Regions from separate parts of the Homo sapiens genome. Here all the other regions are linked to region 2. The links are chromatin contacts, found by Hi-C or POLR2A ChIA-PET in ENCODE. All regions are on one chromosome and are shown on one strand. Each heading gives the region's core, a stretch centred on a gene start or an enhancer-like site at or near the end of the contact. The rest is flanking DNA. Distances are from core to core; before and after follow the strand shown. Region 1 has its middle 5.3 kb from the start of MYL4. Region 2 overlaps KPNB1 (karyopherin subunit beta 1). Region 3 holds the start of PNPO (pyridoxamine 5'-phosphate oxidase).

Region 1 (4,575 bases), core at 85-2,584, 460 kb after region 2:
TTGTTCTTTCCTTTTCTTCTTTTCCTTTTTTCCCCCACCCCACTCCCCTTTCTTTTCTAAATTCTAAGAAGCAAAATATCAGGTCTGCATGGGAACAGAGCTATGAGGTTAGAAAGCTGGGAAAGCCGAATGGGGCTCCGGAGACATCCAAAATCACGCAAATACTGTGGACTCTGGAGGTAGACAGTGATGGGTCTGAAGCCTGGTTTTGCCACTTTCTAATCTAGGCCTTAGTAGCCTCAGGACCTTTGAGGATAAACATTTCCTTTTCAAATTGTCATGAGATTTGTATGAAATAATGTTAAGTAAGGCACTGCAAACAACCTCTGCCATGTAGGAAACATTCGAAGATGTTCATTTCACTTTCCTTTGCCAAGCAGGTTGAAGCTAGAGGTGCATTCAGGCTTCCCAGATTTGGAACTTCCAGAGAGAGGTCCACATGAGAAAGGGACAAGGTAAGGTGACAGTGGCTAAAGGGATTTTAAGGTGTGGGATTAGGAATGAGGAAGAGGTGGAAAGGAATGGAAGCGGGGGGAAGGGCAGCAGCTGGGAACTCATGGTGTAAAATATTTGTGGCTCAGAAAGCATGTGGCAAGTCTCTAGGGCCAGGCAGCCTGTCTGACGGAGAACACTCAGAGAAGGCATGCCCAACCACCTGAAACCTTAGGCACAGGAGCCCCAGCAGGGGAGGAGACGCTCCTCAAATCAGTTTCGGATTCGTTTTCAGCAGCCCCAGTGAAAAAAGTGCCTGGCACTTCAGAAACAACTGGAGGAGAGCTGTGGTTTCAGGGAAAGAGCCATGCATGAAGAAGCAACATATCAACCCCTGGCCTTGTTTTTACTAAAATTCATGACGCCACGCTTCATTAGAGCCCAGTAACTGGAGTCCGAGCTTCCATCGTCTTATGGTCTTCATTCTGTTTCATGGCCAGTAACTTTCACCTTCAAATCTTACCAATCGAGAGCATCCTTCCCAGGGCCTATGACACAGACTTGCCCTACAATATGTGTTGGCCCATCAGAGCCAAGGAAAGAAGGAGATGTAGTAGTGTGAAGAGGCAAGTATGGCAGTGGGTACTGGCAGCCAAACAACTTTCTCTGGGAAGCATCTGGTGGTTTCTGAGCCAGAGTTGCTGAGGCTCACCCAAATGCTCCCATGAGGGACTTCCAATTCAGCAGATTGAAAACACAAGACAGAATTTAGCACCAACCGGTTTACATCAGATGTCAAATTCGGACACAAATGCACAAAGGAGAAGTGACATCAGCCCTCATTTGGGCTGAGCTCGCAAACACTCACTCCTCCTCCTCCCTTCATCTCTAACCACACAGAGCCTGTCTGTGTCCTGCTCAGAGAGGTCCATTAGAGTCTCCTGCCTGGGATCAAATGCTGCTGACAGCTAGCCTGGCTGTTAATGCCTTGTTCCTGTCACCCTCTCTCTCTCTTCTCTGACCAATGTCTCATAAGCCTGGACATCACAGGGCAATGCCCTGGCCAACACTTTGTCAATCGTCCCCATAGAGAGTACTGGGTAATTTGGGTTTCACTGCAAGGCAGAGGTTAAGAAGGCTGACTCATGAATCAGACTGCCTGGTTTAGAGTCCTGGCTTAGTTAGTTAACTTTTTTTTTTTTTTTTCGAGACAGGGTCTCACTTTGTCACTCAGGCTGGAGTGCAGTGGTGAAACATAGTTCATTGCAGCCTCCATTTCCCTGGTTCAAGTGATTCTCCCGCCTCAGTCTCCCAAGTAGCTGGGACTACAGGTGCACCCTACCACACCTGGCTACTTTTTAACTTCTTCATGCCTCAGTTTTCTCATCTGTAAAATGTGGCTGTTATAACTACAAGGTAGTTGTGAAGATTAAATGAGTTAATACAGGTGGCACATGTAGAATAAAGTGTCTAGCACAAAGCAACTACTCAAGATCTTTAAGCTTGGATCCTGATGGAACTACTGTGACCATGGCTCCCTATCCCAAGATCACCCGCAGAAGAGTTACAAAGAGAAAATATCAAGAAATGAAGAAAAACTCGAGAAACCCCTTGGGTGAAGGAGAGGACCTTGTTTTGAATTGGTGTGTGTGGTAGAAGGGTGGCTTTGATTAGAGGCAGGAAGTGGCCAGGCACAGCTGTGGAATGATTAAAAAAAGAAAAGGAGCTCTCAGGGTTCTGATCTCCCTTTTCCTCCACCACTGTCTTATGACAAACGGTGCTACTCCCTCACTCGCCATGACTCAAACTGTGGTCCGGGTGTTGGTAAGAGTAACAGCAAAGCACTGGAGATGCACTGTGCTTGTGATCAAAACAGGTAAGGGGGCAACCCAACTTTAGACAAATGTTCCCCCTCCTTAGCCCTCTAAATTTCCAGGGCATGTGAACTATACTCTAAGAAGTGTTTTGGCCACAGACACGGTGGCTCATGCCTGTACTCCTAAGGCTGCTTTTCCCTGATGGGAGGGCAAAGGGTGAAGCCCTGACATGGAGAGTTATTTTATGAGTCTGAGCATGACACACTTGGGAGTTTGGGAGCCAAGCATTCTCGGTTTTAGGGCTCATTCACCCCCAGCCTTCAACCTCTAAGCTCAATGGCACTAGTATGCATTGTTGGACAGAACAACCTGTATGGCCAAGGACAAAATAACAAGACACCTGAATAGCACAACTCATCCGAAAGGATACAACTTACTTGATTACACAGTGTAACTTAAGTGGAAATATGACAACAGATGGACCAAGATTTTAAAAGTAGCCCAAAAATCATGCTAAAAGAGATAAACGAAAATATTACTAATATGACACCAGGACAAGAAAATGTAAAGAACAAACAGAATATCAACTATAAAAAGTATAATAGATGAAATAAGAAAAAATATTTTTAAAAAACAAGCAGATATCTTATGTATGAAAAAGTAATCACCAAAATAGAGCACATAATAGATTTGAAAAGTGGCAGAATAGATATAGCTGGGAAACAAATTAGGGAATTGAAAAACAAGAAAGACTATCTCCCAGAAGAAAAAAGAGGGCAAAGAAATAGAAAACATAAAAGAAAAGCTAAGAGATATGGAGGATAGTACGTTTACATTTAATTGACAATTTAAAAAAAGGGATATGAAAGATAGAAGTCGAAATGTTTTAGCCCAGTATTCCCAGCACTTTGGGAGGCTGAGGCAGGCAGATCACTTGAGGTCAGGAGTTCAAGACCAGCCTGGCCAACATGGTGAAACCCTGTCTCTACTAAAAATACAAAAATCAGCTGGGCATGGCAGTGCATGCCTGTAATTCCAGATACTCAGGAGGCTGAGACAAGAGAATTGCTTGAACTAGGGAAGCAGGGCTGCAGTGAGCCGAGATTGTACCACTGCACTCCAGCCTGGGCAACAGAATGAGACTCTGTCTATAAGTAAATAAATAAATAAATAAATAAATTTAAGCTTCAAGGAAAGAAAACATCTCTGACTTATCTAGATAGGTGAAGGAATTTATGCTCAAATTGAAACCTTTCACAATACAAATCAATATACATTATTTCAATGTAAGTATGCAGAAGATTCTAATTGTAATAAACAGTATTATGTAAATTGGCTACAAAAACAAGAAAAGTTTAAATAATGCTTTGTTGATATTAATAAATTTAGAGTTGCTTTTGTTGATATTAATAAATTTAGAGTTGCTTTTTCAATTTATACAATACCTCTTTGAATTTCGTGTTAATGATACTGAGTTGACAGAAGAGTTAGTGAATTTACTTAATTTGGACAGATGTAGTTTTAAAACTGATATGTTTTTGCTTCAAAGTCAAGTCAATTCTGCTAAAATAAATATGACTAATATGACTAATATGAAGTAGTTTTGTCAGTTTGCATGTAAACATTAAAGAAAAATACTTTTTTGATATTTGATTATTAGAAAACTTTTAAGTATGCTTGGGACAACTTAGGTATATGAATCTACTTTTTCGACTGTGCATTTTATGAAATCTAAATACAGATTAAGTGTTTATAATGAAAATTTACCATCCAAATTGAGATATGCTATAACAGTAAAATACATACTGGATTTTGAAGTACAAAAAAAGAATGTGGGCCTGGCACAGTGGCTCATGCCTGTAATCCCAACACTTTGGGAGGCCAAGGCAGGTGGATCACTTCAGGTCAGGAGTTTGAGACCAGCCTGGCCAACATGGTGAAACCCCTTCTCTACTAAAAATACAAAAATTAGTTGGGCGTGGTGGCACGTGCCTGTAATCCCAGCTACTCGGGAGGCTGAGGCAGGAGAATCACTTGAATGCCGGAGGTGGAGATTGCAGTGAGCCGAGATCGAGCCACTGCACTCCAGCCTGGGCGACAGAATGAGACTCCATCTCAAAAAAGAAGACAAAGAAGAATGTAACATATCTCATATTGATTACATGTTGAAATGATAACATTTTGGGTGTATTGAGCTAAATATTATTAAAATTTTTAATAATACACACATACTAGAAGCATTACCCATTATCCAAGAACACATACAAACAAAAAAATACACATTAAAAGTATTCAATAATTGCCTAGAGTGGGTGTGGTTTGGATG
Region 2 (4,705 bases), core at 976-3,475:
TCTGTCGCCCTGGTGCAAGTATAGTGGCCATGATCACGGCTCACTGCAGCCTCAACCACCAGGCTCAAGCAATCCTCCCACTTCAGCCTCCCACGTAGCTAGGACTACAGGCTCGCCCCATCACGCACAGCTAATCTTTGTGGACATGGAGTTTCGCCATGTTGCCCAGACTGGTCTCCAACTCCTGGGCTCAAGTGATCCTCTGGCCTCGGTCTCCCAAAGTGCTGGTATTATAGGTGTGAGCCACCACAGCCAGTCCTTTTTTTTTTTGAGATGGAGTCTCCCAGGCTGGAGTGCAGTGGTGTGATCTCAGCTCACTACAACCTCCGCCTCCCGGGTTCAAGCAATTCTCCTGCCTCAGCCTCCTGAGTAGCTGGATTACAGACATGCGCCTGTAAAGTGTTGGGATTACAGGCGTAAGCCACCGCGCCTGGCCTCAGTCTTTTTTTTTGCATTAAAGGTGCGTGTGGAACCCATGGTACGGCTAAATTCACTAATACTATTCAGACTGAAGATATTACTTCTATCTTCTTGAAGGGTCAGGTTTTGGGTATAGCAATAGCAAAGCTGCTTTAATGGCTACAGGGGAAAACAATCACTTGAATAACCTATGGCAATAAAGTAGCAAAGCTGATCAAAAACCTTTTCTCCCTTAACTGTTTGTGTATATATATTTTTTAGTAGAAATGGCTTGAATAACCTACGGCAATGAAGTAGCGAAGCTGATCGAAAACCTTTTCTCCCTTAACTGTTTATTTGTGTATACATATTTTTTAGTAGAGATGGTGTCACTATGTTGCCCAGTTTGGTCTCCAACTCCTGACCTCAGTGATCCTCCTGCTTTGGCCTCCCAAATTGCTGGGATTATAGTGTGAGCCACCACACTGGCACCTTAAACCTTTTTTAAGAGGATGGCAACTTCCATGACAATTCTTCCCTCTTCTCTAATGTTTTTATTAATTATCATTATTATTTTTTGAGATGGAGTCTGTTTGCAGTGGCATGATCTTGGCTCACTGCAACCTCCACCTCCCAGGTTCAAGCGATTCTTGTACCTCAGCCTCCCCAGCAGCTGGGACTACAGGCACGTGCCACCACACCCAGCTAATTTTTTTTTATTTTTAGTAGAGACAGGGTTTCACCATGTTGGCCAGACTGGTATGAAACTCCTAACCTCAGGTGAACTGCCTGCCATGGCCTCCCTAAGTGCTGGGATTACAGGTGTGAGCCACCATGCCCAGCCAGAATATTAATTATTAGTAACAATATTAATCAAACCTTATTGCTGAAGTCAACTGATTCCCAGTATTTCAAACTTATATTAGATTTGACATTTCCTAAGAAAGATGTAAGACAGATTTTTCATATAACCTCACACTTACCCTCGTATCTGGACACTGTGTGGCTTCACAGACCACCTGCATAATAAAGTGCCTTTCAGACTGTAGGAGGAATAAAAATAAAGAGAATTAGGAGAGCATAACCTGTACGTAGGAAGATTTCCAGACTCCCTCTACAAGGAAAACCTCTCACTCCCCCTCAGGGCCCCACACAGCCCTGCCTGGTACAATCAAGCCACTCTCCCTTGAGATGGTACAGCACTATAAAGGCTATAAAGAGTTTACCTTCGGTGTCTGCTATGTGACTTGCCCTCCAATGAGGTCCCTAATCTTTTAATCTCCAAAATGACCACTAACAAAGACTTCAGGGAGGAAACAGAAAAATGTAGGTCACAAGTTTTAAATAAAAATGGTTAAAAGATAAAAATTTACATGTAGGAAAATCAGTTTCCTTATATAAGAGAATTCAAAACATCTGCTTTATTTCAGAGACCAAATTTGTTTTCTGAGAGGTAGCAAATTCACATCAAATGTGGTGAGAAAAGGGAGAATGAACTTTATGTGCTACCCTCCTAAATCTTCCAAAATCTATTAAGGAAAAATCCAGTTTTCTAATCAATTAGAATTGCCATTTGCTCTGGGGTTTCAGACCTTTCCAAAGTCAAGAAATGGTAAAAACCCAGCTGAAGTGTCAACAAACATATATACAGAAATACTTTCAGACCATGACCCTGGCAATTTTACTTGTCGGTATTTACCCTAAAGAACTGAAAGCAGAGTCTCAAAGATACACATGCATGCCCATGTTCATAGCAGCATTACCCACAATAGCCAAAAGGTGGATGCAAACCAAATGGCCATGGATGGAAGACTAGATAAACAAAATGTGGCATATACATATAATGGAATATTAATCACCCTTAAAAAGCCAATTTTGACAAATGCTACCCCTTAGATGAATCTCGAGGACATCATACTAAGTAAAACAAACCAGTCGCAAAAAGACAAATATGATTCCACTTACGTAAGGTATTTCGTTAGAGTAGTAAAATACATAGAAACTGAAAGTAAAATGGTCGTTACCAGTGGCTGAGAAAGGGGGAAATGAGGAGTTGTTGTTCAGTATGTACAGTTTCAGTTTTGCAAGATGAAAAAGTTCTGGAGATTGTTTCCACAGCAATGTGAATCTACTTAACTAACTATACATTTAAAAATGATTTAAGATGGTAAATTTTATGTTATTCATTGCATTTTCAGCCAAAATGTTTACATATATATTATACATACACATACATATACATATATATATATTTTTTTTTTTTGGAGACAGAGTCTTGCACTGTTGCCCAGGCTGAAGTACAGTGGTGAAATCTTGAGCCTTGAACTCCCAGGCTCAAGTGATCCTCCCACCTCAGCTTCCCAAGTAGCTGGGATTACAGGCATGTGCCAAAGCACCTGGCTATATATCCTGTTTCTTAAAAACACCTTCCTAAGGTGGTATGAAACAGACCAATTGCTATAATTTTTATTTATTTCATTTTTCATTATTTTTTTTCCATTATAAGCCCTGTAAACACAAGAGCTCACAAAACTGGTTAACAACTCAGTTGTTCTTCTCCACAGAAATTTTTTTAGAGACAGGGTTTTGTTACGTTGCACAGGCTAGTCTCAAACTCCTGGCTTCAAGTGATCCTCTTGCCTTGGTGGCCCAAAGTGTTGGGATTACTGGATGTGAGCCCCAGCACCCGGCCTCCACAAAATCTTTAGTACAAGGCAAAAGATTCACACAATCTTAAAAGAAACCAAAGTAAACCAACATATATAGTACATACCATAATTTCTTTCTTTTATTTTTTTTATTTTTTATTTTTTTTGAGACAGTCTTGCTCTGTCGCCCAGGCTGGAATACAGTGCTGCAATCTCGGCTCACTGCAACCTCTGCCTCCCAGGTTCAAGTGATTCTCCTGCCTCAGCCTCCTGAGTAGCTGGGATTACAGGCGCACGCCACCACACCCGGCTAATTTTTTTGTATTTTTAGTAGAGATGGGGTTTCACCATGTTCGTCAGGCTGGTCTCAAACTCCTGACCTGATGATCCACCCGCCTCAGCCTCCCAAAGTGCTGGGATTACAGGCTTAAGCCACATCGCCCAGCCTATTCCTTTCTTTTTTTTAAGGGACGATATCTGACTTTGTTGCCCAGGCTGGCCTTGAATAACTGGACTCAAGCAATCCTCCCGCCTTAGCCTCTGAAGTAGCTGGAGTACCAGTATGCACCACCATGCCCTATAATTTAAAAAAACCCAACAACATTCCACACTTTGGACTGCAAAAGGAAAAACCTAAGCTTAGAAACACTTTATTTCCAAAAGCATGATGAGAAACGGCAAACACTCCATGGGGATATCTCACACAATACGAACTCGACTAAACTGGAAACAAATACTTTTAAGTAGGTGGTACTTTCTAAACCATAAACTTAAGAAAACAAAACAAAAAACTTTCATTCAACTCTTTCATCCCTTACTGTCTGAATCTATACCTTATTGTCAAAAAACTTACCTCTTTATCAAAGTTTGCTTTGGTGAACTCCAATGAGTTCAGGAGTGCATTCGTAGCAGCTAGCTTCACATTATTACTAGGCTCTTCTTTCCTCATCCCCTGGATTATGGCAGTCAGAATCTCATTGGATTTATCTTGTAGCTGCTCTGGGTCCTGTAACAAGCAGAGAAGTGCAATGAATATACAGTCAGCCCTCTGCAGCCATGGGTTCCACATCTGTGGATTCAAACAACTATGGATTGAAAATATTTAGAGGAAAAAAAATGGATGGTTGCATCTGTACTGCACCAAAAGGTGCATGTACACCTTTTTTTCTTGTCATCATTCCCTTAATACAGTATACCAACTATTAATATAGCATTTACATTGAATTAGGTATTGTAAGTATTCTAGAGATGATTTAAAGTATATGGGAGGATGTGCATAGGTTATATGCAAATACTACACCATTTTATGTAACAGACTTGAACATCTGAGGATTTTGGTACCTGAGGAGGGTGCTGGAATCAATCCCCTCCAAAAGACTGCCATAAGGAGCTTCACGACAGAAGCAGTCCTTCTTCTGTTCTTAAGAGACAGGGTCTGTATTGCCCAGACTAAAGTGCAGTGGCTATTCACAGGCACTACCACAATGCACTGAACCCTCAAATTCCTGGGTTCAAGTGATCCTCCCACCTCAGCTTCCCAAGCAGCTGGGACTACAGGTGTAAGCCACTGTGCCTGGCTTAATTGGCAGTCCTTTTAACTGTAAAGTTCACTCAAGAAAGTATCATGAATTGGTGATCTTTCCCCACCCGTTTCCATT
Region 3 (4,842 bases), core at 9-2,508, 280 kb before region 2:
TCATCCTCCCAAGTAGCTGGAATTACAGGCACGCTCCAACATGCTCGACTAATTTTAATTTTTTGTAGAGACAGGGTCTCACTATGTTGCCCAGGCTGGAAAAACTGCATTTTAAACAAGCGTTTCTAGAAATGCCCACATGCAACCAGATTTGGCAACCAGGGCCCTGGACCCCAATTCCTAAAAGGTTCTCTTGGTTCCCCTCCTGAGGAGCGAAAAGGAAAAGAACTTCCCAGTGGTCAGCAGAAAGTACTGAAGGCAGTAAGCTAAGAGCTTTCTCCTCCCCTCCTCCCCGAGCTAGTCCCCTTCCCCCATATTCCACTTACTTTTTTGTCAAACAGTTTGTAAGCTGTTTGTCACTGTACCCACCTAAAGAGGGGCCCATGACCATGCCCACCTGGCACAAGGAGGTTTGGGTGACCCCCAAATCTCCTTGCCCCAGGGGGTGGCCCCAGAAGCCCTGAGGGGCTGTTTCCTCCTACTCCCCTCCCCCCAGTAGATGACTCCGAGGACCCCTCTTCCCCCGCCCTTGAGGGAGGCCCAGCACAGTCCTGACATCCATCACATGAAACCCCGATTCATTCATCACTAGCTGTGGGACTGAGCAAGTTATTTGACCTTGCTACCTGTCGAGTAGCAGGGTTCTAAGCACTTTACAAACATCTTAGACCATAACATCCCCGTGAGGCAGATACTATCACTTCCCAGATGAGGAAACTGAGGCCCAGATACATTAAACATTCCAACCCAGGCAGGCTCCAAAGTTCGAGCTCTTACCCATTACGAAAGGCTGCCTTTTGAACCCATCTTCATTTGCGTTTCCCCGGAACTCCTCCCCTGGTGGGATGTCTTTGAAGCCCCCTTTTCCCACGGGGGGTGATCCTCAAACCTCCTTGCCCCACCGGGTGGCCCCAGAAGCCCCGAGGGGCTCCTACTACTCCCCTCCCCGCTGTAGATGACTCCGGGGACCCCTTTTCCCCCGCCCCTGCAGGAGGCCTGGCCCTAGCGGCGGCACCTCTCGGTCCCCGCGGTAACTCTTGCGCATGGGTCCCAGGTCCATGGCAGCACTGCGACCACACAGGTGACTGAGGTAGCCTGGCCACTCGGCAGGTCGCCCGAACGTCGCCGTGACGCCCCGCAGCCAGCACGTCATGGGGGGCCGCCGGCCACGTGACCCGGCTGTGGCCCGGCACTGGGTTCCTTTGAGTTCGGAACCAATTTCTCACCCTGGACTTCTACCCCGGGGAAGGAAGGATTTGCCAGTCGCCCAACCAAGCTAACAGGTCCTAAGTCCTCGGAGCCAATGAGTTTCCAGGATCGGAGGAGGGAGACAGACACGGAGAGGTCATTGGTTGGAGCTTTTCGGTAACGAGGCCAATTAGAGCGAGAACAGAGGAACCCAGCGGCCAATGGGTAGCGCCTTTGGGGGCGGGAGCAGAGAGACAAGGAAATGCTGTCACCGCGGTTAACACGCACGTGGAGGTTGGTTAAAGGTATAGGAGGATCTCTTGCAGCTCAGGCGGGGCGGAGGATGTGTCCCGGGGGCTTGAGGGGAGTAGTCAGTATTAAGTGGCTGGCCCATAGTAGGTGCCTGTAGGTGAGCTTAGGGCAGGAAGTACCCCCTGGGAAGGGAGACTAGTGGAATGGGAAAAGAAAAATGGAAAATGGAATTAGGGGCCAGACTCTGAGGCAAGGTGATGGGGACACATAGAGAAAAGGGTAATCTGGTTGTGGGGAGAAATTAGGGCATGAGAGTGGGAGAGGTTGAAATGACTTGTGGACCATGCCCCGAGTGGGGAGGTGCAGTGGGGTGAGGAAGAGACGGTGAGGTGAGAAGGAAGATGGCTGAATGGGAAGGGGGAAGAAGGAAATTTGGGACCAAGGTATCCCAGACCAGAGTGGTTTTCCTCTTCTAGTTTTGGTTTTGTTTTGTTTTGTTTGAGACGGAGACTAGCTCTGTCGCTCAGGTTGGAGTGCAGTGGCGCGATCTCGGCTCACTGCAACCTCCACCTCCCGGGTTCAAGCAATTCTCTGCCTCAGCCTCCCGGGTAGCTGGGATTACAGGCGCCCGCCACCACGCCCGGCTAAGTTTTGTATTTTTAGTAGAGACGGTGTTTCACCATGTTGGCCAGGCTAGTCTCAAACTCCTGATCTCAAGTGATCTACCCGCCTTGGCCTCCCAAAGTGCCGGGATTATAGGCGTGAGCCACCGCGCCCGCCACCTCTTCTAGTTTTAAACCCCTTCCCTCCAGCCTCATTTATTTAAGCAAGGGTCAGAGCATTTTACTCCCTTTGCTCATGGTTTCCCCTGCCATGGTGCACTGGAGTTCATAGGAGCCAGTGTCCTGGTAGATAGCAAGGCTGCCAATGTCCCATTTCTCCAGGGTCTCCCCAATCTTTGTCAAGCTTCCCTTTTTCCACATTTTGCCCATGCTAGGTAGTAGGAGTCTAGCCCCTAGGTCAATGCAAGCAATTGCCAACTGAGAGTACACTGAGCAGGTGGCTGTGCATAGCCTTTCCAGGCTGTGGATGCAAGGCTGAAAAATGGGAAACCCACTCATGCCCAGTCCAATTCTGAGCTGGCTGGGGCGGCCTTGGGTCGAGACCTCTCTGTAGCCCTGCTTTCCACCAGCATCAGGAAGGGGAACTGCAAGAGCCATCTAGGCAGGCACCCAGGACTGTGCCAGGTAAGGGGAACTTCCTGGCCTGGCCAGGTGTCTGCATTACAGCTGAGCTTCATGAAGCCCTACATTAGATACCTGTCATCCTTTATGTGTACATAGCTTGAGCCAGATAGAATCTGGAAGACAATTTTGCTGCAAAGAAATAATACATGTCTCAAGGCTTAATGATATTGGTCTATGGATTCTCCACTGGTTGGATTTTTTTGTGCTGCCATCATTTTCCTCCATCAGCATAATTGAGAGAAAGTTGAGTAGATTTACTTTCCTGTTGAAGTTGTCTTTCTTTTTTTTTTTTTTTTTTTTTTTTTTTGAGATGGAGTCTTGCTCTGTCGCCCAGGCTGGAGTGCAGTGGCGCAATCTCGTCTCACTGAAAGCTCTGCCTCCCGGGTTCACGCCATTCTCCTGCCTCAGCCTCCCAAGTGGCTAGGACTACAGGCGCCCGCCACCACGCCCAGCTAATTTTTTGTATTTTTAGTAGAGATGGGGTTTCACCACGTTAACCAGGATGGTCTCGATCTCCTGACCTTGTGATCCGCCTGCCTCAGCCTCCCAAATGCTGGCATTACAAGCGTGAGCCACCGCACCTGGCCGAAGTTGTCTTTCTGTATAAGAACATTGCTGTACTCCTGCCCTCCTAAGCCCCTGCAGTTGAACCTGTGTAAGCAGTAGTGAGTGCACTTCAACTCAGATGGGTTTGGTTCATGGGTTTTTTTTTTTTTTTTTTTTGAGACAGAGTCTCCCTCTGTCACTCAGGCTGGAGTGCAGTGGCGCAATCTTGGCTCACTGCAACCTCTGCCTCCTGGGTTCAAGCCATTCTCCTGCCTCAGTCTCCCAAGTAGCTGGGATTACAGGCGTGTGCCACCACACCTGGCTAATTTTTTGTAATTTTAGTAGAGATGGGGTTTCGCCATGTTGGCCAGGCTGGTATGGAACTCCTGACCTCAAGTGATCCACCCACTTCGGCCTCCCAAAGTGCTGGGATTACAGACGTGAGCCACCGTGCCTGGCCATGGGGTTTTTCTTCACACTCAGCACTCCTGGGCTGCTGCTACCCTGGACCTGGATTCTAGGACACCAAGACTAAGATCATCTATGTACTTAAAAGCCAACAGCTCAGTATAGTGGAAGTAGATACATATTTATGTATTAATTCAGTAGACATTTGTTAAATACTTCCTTTGGACCGGGCACTGAACCAGGTCTGAGAATATTGAGATGAAGATGACAACCCGGGCTTGTAGTCTATAGGGGGAGGCAGATTTGTGAGCTTAAGAGTTGTTGCAGATTTTTTTTTTTTTTTTTTTTTGAGACAGAGTCTCACCCTTTCACCCAGTCTGGAGTGCAGTGGCACAATGTTGGCTCACTGCAACCTCCGCCTCCTGGGTTCAAGAGATTCTCTTGCCTCAGCCTCCTGAGATATTTTAACGGGTGTTTCTGTACAGTAAAGAGGAGCAAAAAGAAGAGGATCAAACAGTCAGGAAAGGCTTTGTAAAGGGAGTGGACATTTGATGTCTTAATGAGTAAGTTTTCGCTAGATGGACAATGGAACAGGCGTCCCAGCAAGAGGGAACATTGTGAGTAAAGGCATGGTGCACTTGGGGGAACCTGGAGACATGTAATACTGCTGGAGCAAAGGTGATGAGAAAACAAGCTGAACAAGCAGGCAGGGATAGGTGCTCCTTGCTGCAGAGTCATCATGCAGGTGCCCAGGGTCAGGCTTTTAGACACAATGATTCTGATATTTTATCCTGTGATATTTTTTAGCCTGTGAACCAGTGTCTAGTTCCTGCTTTTTAAAGACCAGATGGGGAGAAAAAGTGCTAGATTCTGACAGCGTCTCCTTCCCTTGGCGATTAGCAAAGAAGTGTGCAGTTGATTGCCCTTTTGTATTTTTCCCTTTGTCTTGAGGATAATAAGTAGACTTGGGTTATGTTTTTCTGCTTAGTTGGATTTGGTTTCTGGGTCACAAAGCAGCCCCTCAGTGCACAACCAGAAGGGAAACAAGCCTGCTAGCTACTTTTGCTACTGACGCAACCACGAGCAGGGACTTTCTGAGTGGGAGAAAGGAATTATTTTACTGTTTCAGTCTTCTCTTGAGAAAGTCTTAAATGAATAGAAAATACATAGTAACATTTTTATTGTACAGAGAGGCACACTG

The links. A loop is a pair of places that touch in the nucleus more often than their neighbours do. ChIA-PET counts read pairs that join two places held with the same protein, here RNA polymerase II (POLR2A). Pooled maps may share reads with other maps.
Region 1: a pooled map shows a loop between it and region 2 (4-fold over the local background). The contact joins two enhancer-like sites. A Hi-C loop is called at or near these places in 2 of 50 pooled maps. POLR2A ChIA-PET finds 5 or more read pairs at or near these places in 4 of 52 experiments (AG04450, B cell, CD4-positive, alpha-beta T cell and 1 more).
Region 3: a pooled map shows a loop between it and region 2 (3-fold over the local background). The contact joins the promoter of PNPO here to the enhancer-like site in region 2. A Hi-C loop is called at or near these places in 1 of 50 pooled maps. POLR2A ChIA-PET finds 5 or more read pairs at or near these places in 3 of 52 experiments (Caco-2, MCF 10A and activated B cell).

The regions. Positions count from the first base shown.
Region 1 is chr17:47,201,795-47,206,369 of GRCh38, reverse strand. It overlaps a transcript of MYL4 not described here. Among named protein-coding and RNA genes, the nearest start is that of MYL4, 5.3 kb to the left of the region's middle. RefSeq lists enhancers at 719-818, 1,609-1,658, 1,669-1,758, 1,939-1,988. Within about 2 kb of position 1,334, at least 30 of the 41 ENCODE cell types and tissues checked have a DNase peak (open chromatin) inside an H3K27ac peak, as active enhancers do; they include B cell and CD4-positive, alpha-beta T cell, where a contact is called at or near this core.
Region 2 is chr17:47,657,856-47,662,560 of GRCh38, reverse strand. KPNB1 (karyopherin subunit beta 1) reads right to left here. Exons shown (of 22, transcript NM_002265.6): 5 at 3,901-4,053; 6 at 1,383-1,442. Among named protein-coding and RNA genes, the nearest start is that of KPNB1, 10 kb to the right of the region's middle. RefSeq lists an enhancer at 2,254-2,403. Within about 2 kb of position 2,225, at least 7 of the 41 ENCODE cell types and tissues checked have a DNase peak (open chromatin) inside an H3K27ac peak, as active enhancers do; they include B cell and CD4-positive, alpha-beta T cell, where a contact is called at or near this core.
Region 3 is chr17:47,937,987-47,942,828 of GRCh38, reverse strand. It overlaps PNPO (pyridoxamine 5'-phosphate oxidase), which reads right to left and starts at 1,258. Exons shown (of 7, transcript NM_018129.4): 1 at 1,016-1,258. The coding sequence starts at 1,153. It overlaps SP2-AS1 (SP2 antisense RNA 1), which reads left to right and starts at 1,425. Exons shown (of 3, transcript NR_103857.1): 1 at 1,425-1,482. RefSeq lists an enhancer at 1,212-1,506.